Linked DNA regions of Homo sapiens: region 2 is linked to region 1. A link is a contact called in ENCODE Hi-C data. All regions are on one chromosome and are shown on one strand. Each heading gives the region's core, a stretch centred on a gene start or an enhancer-like site at or near the end of the contact. The rest is flanking DNA. Distances are from core to core; before and after follow the strand shown.

The links. Hi-C counts contacts between places; a loop is a spot of excess contacts on that map. Pooled maps may share reads with other maps.
Region 2: a loop to region 1 is called in a map of posterior cingulate gyrus, with 3 times the contacts of the local background. The contact joins two enhancer-like sites. A Hi-C loop is called at or near these places in 1 of 168 maps with a recorded cell type or tissue (posterior cingulate gyrus) and 3 of 50 pooled maps.

Annotation. Positions count from the first base shown.
Region 1 is chr7:3,920,536-3,924,217 of GRCh38, forward strand. All of the region lies in intron 5 of SDK1 (sidekick cell adhesion molecule 1), which reads left to right. Among named protein-coding and RNA genes, the nearest start is that of SDK1-AS1, 570 kb to the left of the region's middle. Within about 2 kb of position 1,941, at least 5 of the 41 ENCODE cell types and tissues checked have a DNase peak (open chromatin) inside an H3K27ac peak, as active enhancers do.
Region 2 is chr7:4,611,094-4,614,546 of GRCh38, forward strand. No RefSeq gene overlaps it. Among named protein-coding and RNA genes, the nearest start is that of FOXK1, 69 kb to the right of the region's middle. Within about 2 kb of position 1,399, at least 15 of the 41 ENCODE cell types and tissues checked have a DNase peak (open chromatin) inside an H3K27ac peak, as active enhancers do.

The DNA.
Region 1 (3,682 bases), core at 691-3,190:
GTAAGGAACAGATTAAGGTGGGAGGGCAGGAAAAAAGACAAAACAGAAGTTCTGCTTGGATTCGTTGCATTCTAGCTGCCAAGATGGAACTATCCGGAGGCAAGGCGGCACTTAAACTGCAAGCTGGGGCTGCAGGTGGAGATTCGGGAGTGACTGTTTTAGGATTAATTTCTAATGGCCTCAGATAAGATGACCCAGGGTAAAGGGAGACTATGCAGAGGGGGAGCAGTGAGAGTGAAGAGGAGGATAAATAACAATAGATGGCATTGCATGGGACATAAAGTGACTGCTCGGAGGTTATTTACGGGAAGATGGATCTCGCAATTGAGTGCTGAAGAAGGCGTTTGGTAACAACTGGAGCCCCTTCTCTGTGCCAGGAGCGGGCACTGAGGGGCACAAGTGATTAAATACCACCCCTGCCCTCAAATGAAAGCCAACATAGAAACAGATAAACTATAGATCAAGTTTGCAATTCCTAGAGTTGAGATATAAACTAGGTACTATGGGAACACAGAGCTCATTTTTCTTTTTTATTAGATGAGCAATAAGTGTTAAATGTAGAAAAATTAGAAAATACAGAGAAACAGAAAGGACATATATGTAACTCATAATTCTACAACCCAGACATGTGGCTATGAACATTTTCATTCATGTCTCATACAAATAAAAAATACATTTTTTAGCAAAATGAGATCATACAGCACACACTGTTTTGTAAACATTTTTACTTCATATTTTATTATTTCTGTAGTATTAACTATGTTATCATTTTCAATAACTGCCTAGTTTCTTTTTTTAGCAAATGTATCATAATTTATTAACCTGTCTCCATCATTGGACATTTAGATTGGTTCCTGGCTTTCACCACATTAGACGGAATGGCAAATATTCTTGTAGCTACATATATGCAAACATCAACATTATTTCTTTACAATAAATTCCCAGAAGTGGAATTGTTGTGTTACACGATGTTCTAGTTAAGCTCTTTAGCTATAAGAACTAGACCTCTCTTCTCTATAGACTTGCTAGCTCCAGCTTAAAAGTAGAGGGAGGGGATTTTTATGAACAAAAGGAAATGAGGGAATCTAAAGGCGCCAAGAAGCTGATTCCTGCAGGCCTGTTGAGAGACTAGAAATTAAAACTCCCCGGGCCAGGCACGGTGGCTCATGCCTGTAATCCCAGCACTTTGGGAGGCCGAGGCAGGAGGATCACTTGAGCCCAGGAGCTCAAGAGCAGCCTGGGCAATATTACCAGACCCCATCTCTATAAAAATAAAAAAAATCAGGTGGACATGGTGGTGCGTGCCTGTGGTCCCAGCTTCTTGGGAGGCTGAGGTGGGAGGATCACCTGAGCCCAGGAGGTCAAGGCTGTGGTGAACCGAGATCACACCAGTGCACTCCAGCCTGGGCAACAGAGTTAGGCCCTGTCTCCAAAATAAGTAAATAAGCAATGAAGCTCCCTGGATTCCAGCCCCTGTTACTCAGGAGCCGCAGGGCCTCTCACCCATGCTCCTCTGTGCCTCTCTGCCACCCTTCTCTTCTTTACCAGCCTGGTTTGCTTACTTCTTTTGCCATAAGACTCAATTTTATGTCATGGCCCCTCAGCTTCAGTGGCTGACGGTAGTCTCTGCCTTTTAGTTAAGACGCCGGAGAAGGTGAGTCTGATTGGCAGATTCCCACCAGTCCTGAGTTCTGGCCAGCTAAGCTCGGGCAGCCATGGATCTGGGGGCTGGGAGCAGGATTCAGTCGGGATGTGCTGGAGCCCACTTACCCCAGCTAGTGAGAGCTGACCCTGGGCACCTCCTCCCAGCTCCAAGTTCACTGACGTCATATTGGGAGCTTGAAATCGGCTGTGCCGGATTTACTTACAGCAAGAAAACCAGTAAGTGCTGAGTCAGGGCTGGTCGTGAGATGTTCCTCCGAATACCACTGGGTGTCACATGGAACAAAACTCTCTGACTCCTTGAGAAATGAGTATGGCCAGTGACTGACATCTTTAGAATATTTCTGAAACAATGTAATCTCATTAACATTCCGTAGATGTTACTTCATTCTGTTATTGTGTTTAATGTCCCAGAGAAGAAATCTAGTTTTGGGATTTTCATTTCTTTTCTTTAGATTGATATGTTGTTTTATCTGTCTGCACTCTTGTCAGTTTGATTTGCTTACAAAGCGTGCACGTTTTACTGGGCTGCAACTGTGGTGGGGCGCTCCCTTTGCTGGTTCTCAGTAAGTCCATTTTATTTGAAGATGCAAATCTTTTTCCAAGTCGGGGAAGTTTTTCCACGTTGTTAATTTGATTAATGTGTTTCTTTCACTTACAGTGTATTCACCTTCTGGAATTCCTACTGTGCTTATATTTGATCTTTTGGGTCAATCTTCCATTTTGCTTATCTTTTCCTCATCATAGCTAACTTAATCTATTTTCTTTGAATTCTGGAGAAAACTCTTGATTCCAGCCAGGTTCACTGATTTGATTGTATGCACTATCCAGTCTGTTCTTTCGAGCTTCTGTTGCATTGTTAATTTTGGCAATTGTATTCTCATCTGAAAGTAGTCTTTTCTGATCTCAGATGATTCCATTTTCATATTTACAGTGTGTTATTGACTCCTCTCAATGAGTTATTTGATTCAGATTCTCTGGTTGATCTCAAGCAGTGTAATTCAGAAATTTCTTAAATGTTCTGTTTCATAAGGGTGATATTTCTTTATGTTCTTTAAATTGATCCCATTATTATGGACTTTTTTTTTTATTATGAGCTTTATTATCAGGGCTACTTCACTTTTATTTTGCCACATTAATGAATGTGCAGGCTGTATTGAGAGCCTACAGTTCACTGCAATTGAATGAAGGGAGGTTTGTTACGGGGCTAAAGGAATTCCTTTCCCTGTTTGTTTTAATAATCGAGAAGTTGCCCGGGCTCTACTCTTCTCTCACCAGCACTTAGTGTGCTCAAGAGGTTCTCTCAATGGAGCCCGGGACTGGCAGTGTGGGCATCCCCTGAGTACCTGCCAGAAATGCCCGGTCCAGAGGCACCAGCTCAGAAACTCTGGTATGGGGCCTGGGAATGTGTGTCTTCACAAGTCCTCCAGGTTGGTGCCATCAAAGTTTGGGAAGTGCCTATTTGCTCACCACTGGGCTTCCAGCCACAGCAAGGGTGAGCCAGGTCCAAGTTCACGTTTAGTCCCCTCATGGCAACATCTGTGCACTTTCACGAGGCATTTGCAGATTTGCCCAGCCTGTACCTCAGCCCTCAAGCTGCTCCTACCCGGAATTCTGACCTCTGTGGAGTTTGCAGGGTTCCTCAGGGGTTCCTTTCACTTCGTGTCCAGGTGGACTTGTCTTTTGCGGGTGGGGAATTTCAGGTTGGGCAGCCTCTCCCTTAGACAGGGCTTGCTCATGCTGTCCTGCAGGAGCTCCAGTGTGGGTGGTCGTGATTTTGATTCTCAGCAGAAATGCAGACTATTTCCCTACTATTTTTTCTTTGGATATTTCTATAGAGATTTAGGAAGAGGTGCAGAATGGGAGGCTCAAATCACCTGGAGGCAGAAATTCCTCTTTTTTTTTTTTTGGATGACCTAAGGGAGATTTACAGAGTAAAGGGGACGCTGTTGTAACCATCCAGGTGGGGATGAGGAGGGTCTGGCATTGGGGATGGGGAAAAGGTGGACTCCTGAGTATT
Region 2 (3,453 bases), core at 149-2,648, 690 kb after region 1:
GTCCTTCTTTAATCCACACAAAGGTGTTACAAGAATTAACAGCAGGCCAGGTGTGGTGGCTCACACCTGTAATCCCAGCACTTTGGGAGTACGAGGAAGGAAGATCACTTCAGCTCAGGAGTTCAAGACCAGCCTGGGCAACATAGTAAGACCCTGTCTCTAAAAAAATTTTAAAAATTAGCCAGGCATGGTATTGCATACCTGTGGTCCCTGCTACTTGAAAGGCTGAGGCAGGAGAATCACTTGAGTCTAGGAGGTGGAGGCTGCAGTAAGCTATGATCACGCCACTGCACTACAGCCTGGACAACAGAGCAAGACCCTGTCTCAAAAAAAATAAAAAATTTGTAAACGTAGCAGCAGCCCTGAAGGTGGGGAGTATTGAAATTAATGATCCTACTCTTTTGAGTTATAAAAATGGAAGTTCCAAATAGCAAGCATTGGTGAGGTTGGAGAGGAACCGGGGTCCCTACATTGCTGGTAGAGGTTAAGTAGGTACACCTCCATTCGGAACTTTTCGGCAGCCCTTAATCAAGTTGAACATACAAACATTCATGACCCAGCAATTCCACTCGGTGTATATCCAGCAGCACCCATACCGGGTGTACCCAAAACATGTTCCAGACCATTCATAGGCACACTGTCTGCAATGGCCCACACTGCAATGAGCTCCACTGTCCATCAGTAACGGAAAGGGTAACTTGTGCTATATTCACATGGGAAATATATTCCGCTGTGCAAACGCACCAACTGCTACTATGCATAGTAATATATGAGGACAAATCTCATAAAAGTCACCTTAAGTCAGTGAAGAGAACATCCCATGTGATTTTGTTTCCATAAAGCGTAAACAGCAGGCAAAGCTAATCTCTGGTGTTTGATGTTGCGATAGCAGTTTCCCTTAGAGGTAAATGGGTAGTGGCTGAAAAGAGACACAAGGGGCCAGGCACAGGGGCTCACACCTGTAATCCCAGCACTTTGAGAGGTTGAGGCAAGTCAGGAGTTCGAGACCAGCCTGGCCAACGTGGCAAAACCCCGTCTCTACTAAAAATTAAAAAAAAAAAAAAATTAGCCGGGCATCGTAACACACGCCTGTAATCCCAGCTACGCAGGAGGCTGAGGCAAGAGAATCGCTTGAACCCAGGAAGTGGAGGCTGCAGTGAGCCAAGATCATACCACGGCACTCCAGACTGGGCAATAGAGTGAGACTCCATCTCAAAAAAAAAAAAATAGACACAAGGGAACGTGCTAAGGCAACTCCTGGTACCAGTACCACTTCTTGGCCTGTTAGGAACCGGGAGGTTCAGCAGGAAGTGAGCAGCGGGCAGGAAGGTGAAGTTTCATCTGTATTTACAGCCACTCCCCATCGCTCGCATTACCGCCTGAGCTCCGTCTCCTGTCAGATCAACTGCGCAAACCCTATTGTGAACCGCGCATGCGAGGGATCTAGGTTGTTTGCTCCTTATGAGAATCTAATGCCTGATGATCTGCCACTGTCTCTCATCGCCCCCAGACAGGACCCTCTAGTTGCAGGAAAACAGGCTCAGGGTTCCCACTGATTCTACATTATGAAAGTTGTAGAATTATTTCATTCTATGTTATAATGTAATAATAATAGAAATATAATGCACAATAAATGTAATCTGCTTGAATCATCTCAAAACCATCTCCCCGACCCGGGCCCACGGAGAAATTATCTTCCACGAAACTGGTCCCTGGTTCCAAAAAGCTTAGGGACTGCTGTTCTAAGGGGCTAGGGAGGTTCTGTTTCTTGACCTGAGCGGTAGGCACGTGGGTGAGTTCACTTTCATCCTTTCACAGTCCTGCTTTGCACGTTTTTCTGTCTACATGCTATACTCCAATACACATCTCAAAAGACAATTACATATGTGTGTGTTAGACAGAAAGAAGGAAGAGGGCAGGGAGAGAAAACCACCGCATTCAAGCATCGCCGCCTCTAGGTGTAAGGTTCATTCCAGGACTGCCTGGAGTTGGTGACTTTGCATTCCTGCAGAGGAAACCCACTTCCTTTGCCTGTGTTCTCGGGCCGACTTCCCATATCTGCTGACCAGAAATCCTTCCTTGCAGCCGCCCCTGTAACGGGGCTGGCATTTGCAATTCGAAAGTGTCTTTGGCCTTGTTTTTCCGAGGAAATGAAAACGCTATGCGTTATCAGCATATCATCCAACAATTTATCATCACGTTGGCACCTGACAATGTTGATTTATGATTCCAGCAGGAAGAGCAGCCCTCCAACCCCCCACCAGTTCAGAAATGGAGACATCGAGGAGTCCTGAGCACAGGCAGGAGAGACTATGAAGTTATCGTAGACTCGATGTCCACAAGTGCCGGTGAGAATGACTGTGCAGAGACCATCTGAGCTCCCTGCAGATCTCACGACTCTTTTCCTCCTCCCCTTGCTCCCGGGTGCTTTGTCTCTCACACTCGGCCCCTGTGGAGCTGTTCTGCCTATGCAAGCAGAAATTGAGAGGTGCCTGGGGTTCCTGTCCCCCCAGCCAGCTCTTAGCCAATGGCGAGCAGATTCCAGAAAGTGAAAGCCCCGCTCCCTTTGCCTGAGTCTGGACAGACCCTGGGGCATAACTTACGCTGCAGTGCCTTCCTGCAGGATTGGGCCAAAGCCACCCCAGGGGGATTTTGCCAAAGGACCTTACTCTGGCTTGGCTCCTGGGTCCCCTCCTCCTACTCCCTTCCAGACCTCCCGGGACCACGGCATTCCTACGTGGCTTGCACACAATTCCTTACCACAGAGTTTGCTTCTGGGGAACCTGACCTAAAACCGAGGGGAAAATGGATTCTAGCATTTTTCAGATTCAGAAACGGGAGACCCAAATGGCCCGGGCCTCCCGCCTCCCGCACACAGGCCTGTGTATCAAGTTTCTGCAAGCACAAGCAAGAGGCTTGCAACGTGTTTGCAAGCAGTCATCATCATTTCCAGGATTGGCTATGACTCGGGTTGCAATGTTTTATTTCAGTTCACAGACAGACACAGGCCACACTCCAGGGCTCATGCCCACATCCGTAGCTTGGAACTCGAGATGCACTGTCTAGGATGGCCAACATCAGGACGGCACCCACCAGCAGACAAGCCTGTTCCCAGAATAGCCTTCTTTTTTATTTTTTTGAGACAGGGTCTGGCTTTGTGGCCCAGGCTGGAGTGCAGTGGTGCAATCATAGCTCACTGCAGCCTTGACCTCCTGGGCTCAAGTGATCCTCCCACCTCAGCCCCCCAGCCCCAGTAGCTGGGACCACAGGCATGCACCACCACGCCTGGCTAATTTTTTTTTTTTTTTTTTTTTTTTTTTTTTTTTTGTAGAGACCAGGTTTCACCATGTTGCCCAGGCGGGTCTCAAACTCCTGGACTCACGTTATTCACCCGCCTCGGCTTCCTGAAGTTCTGGCATTACAGACATGAGCCACTACACCCAACCAGAAAAA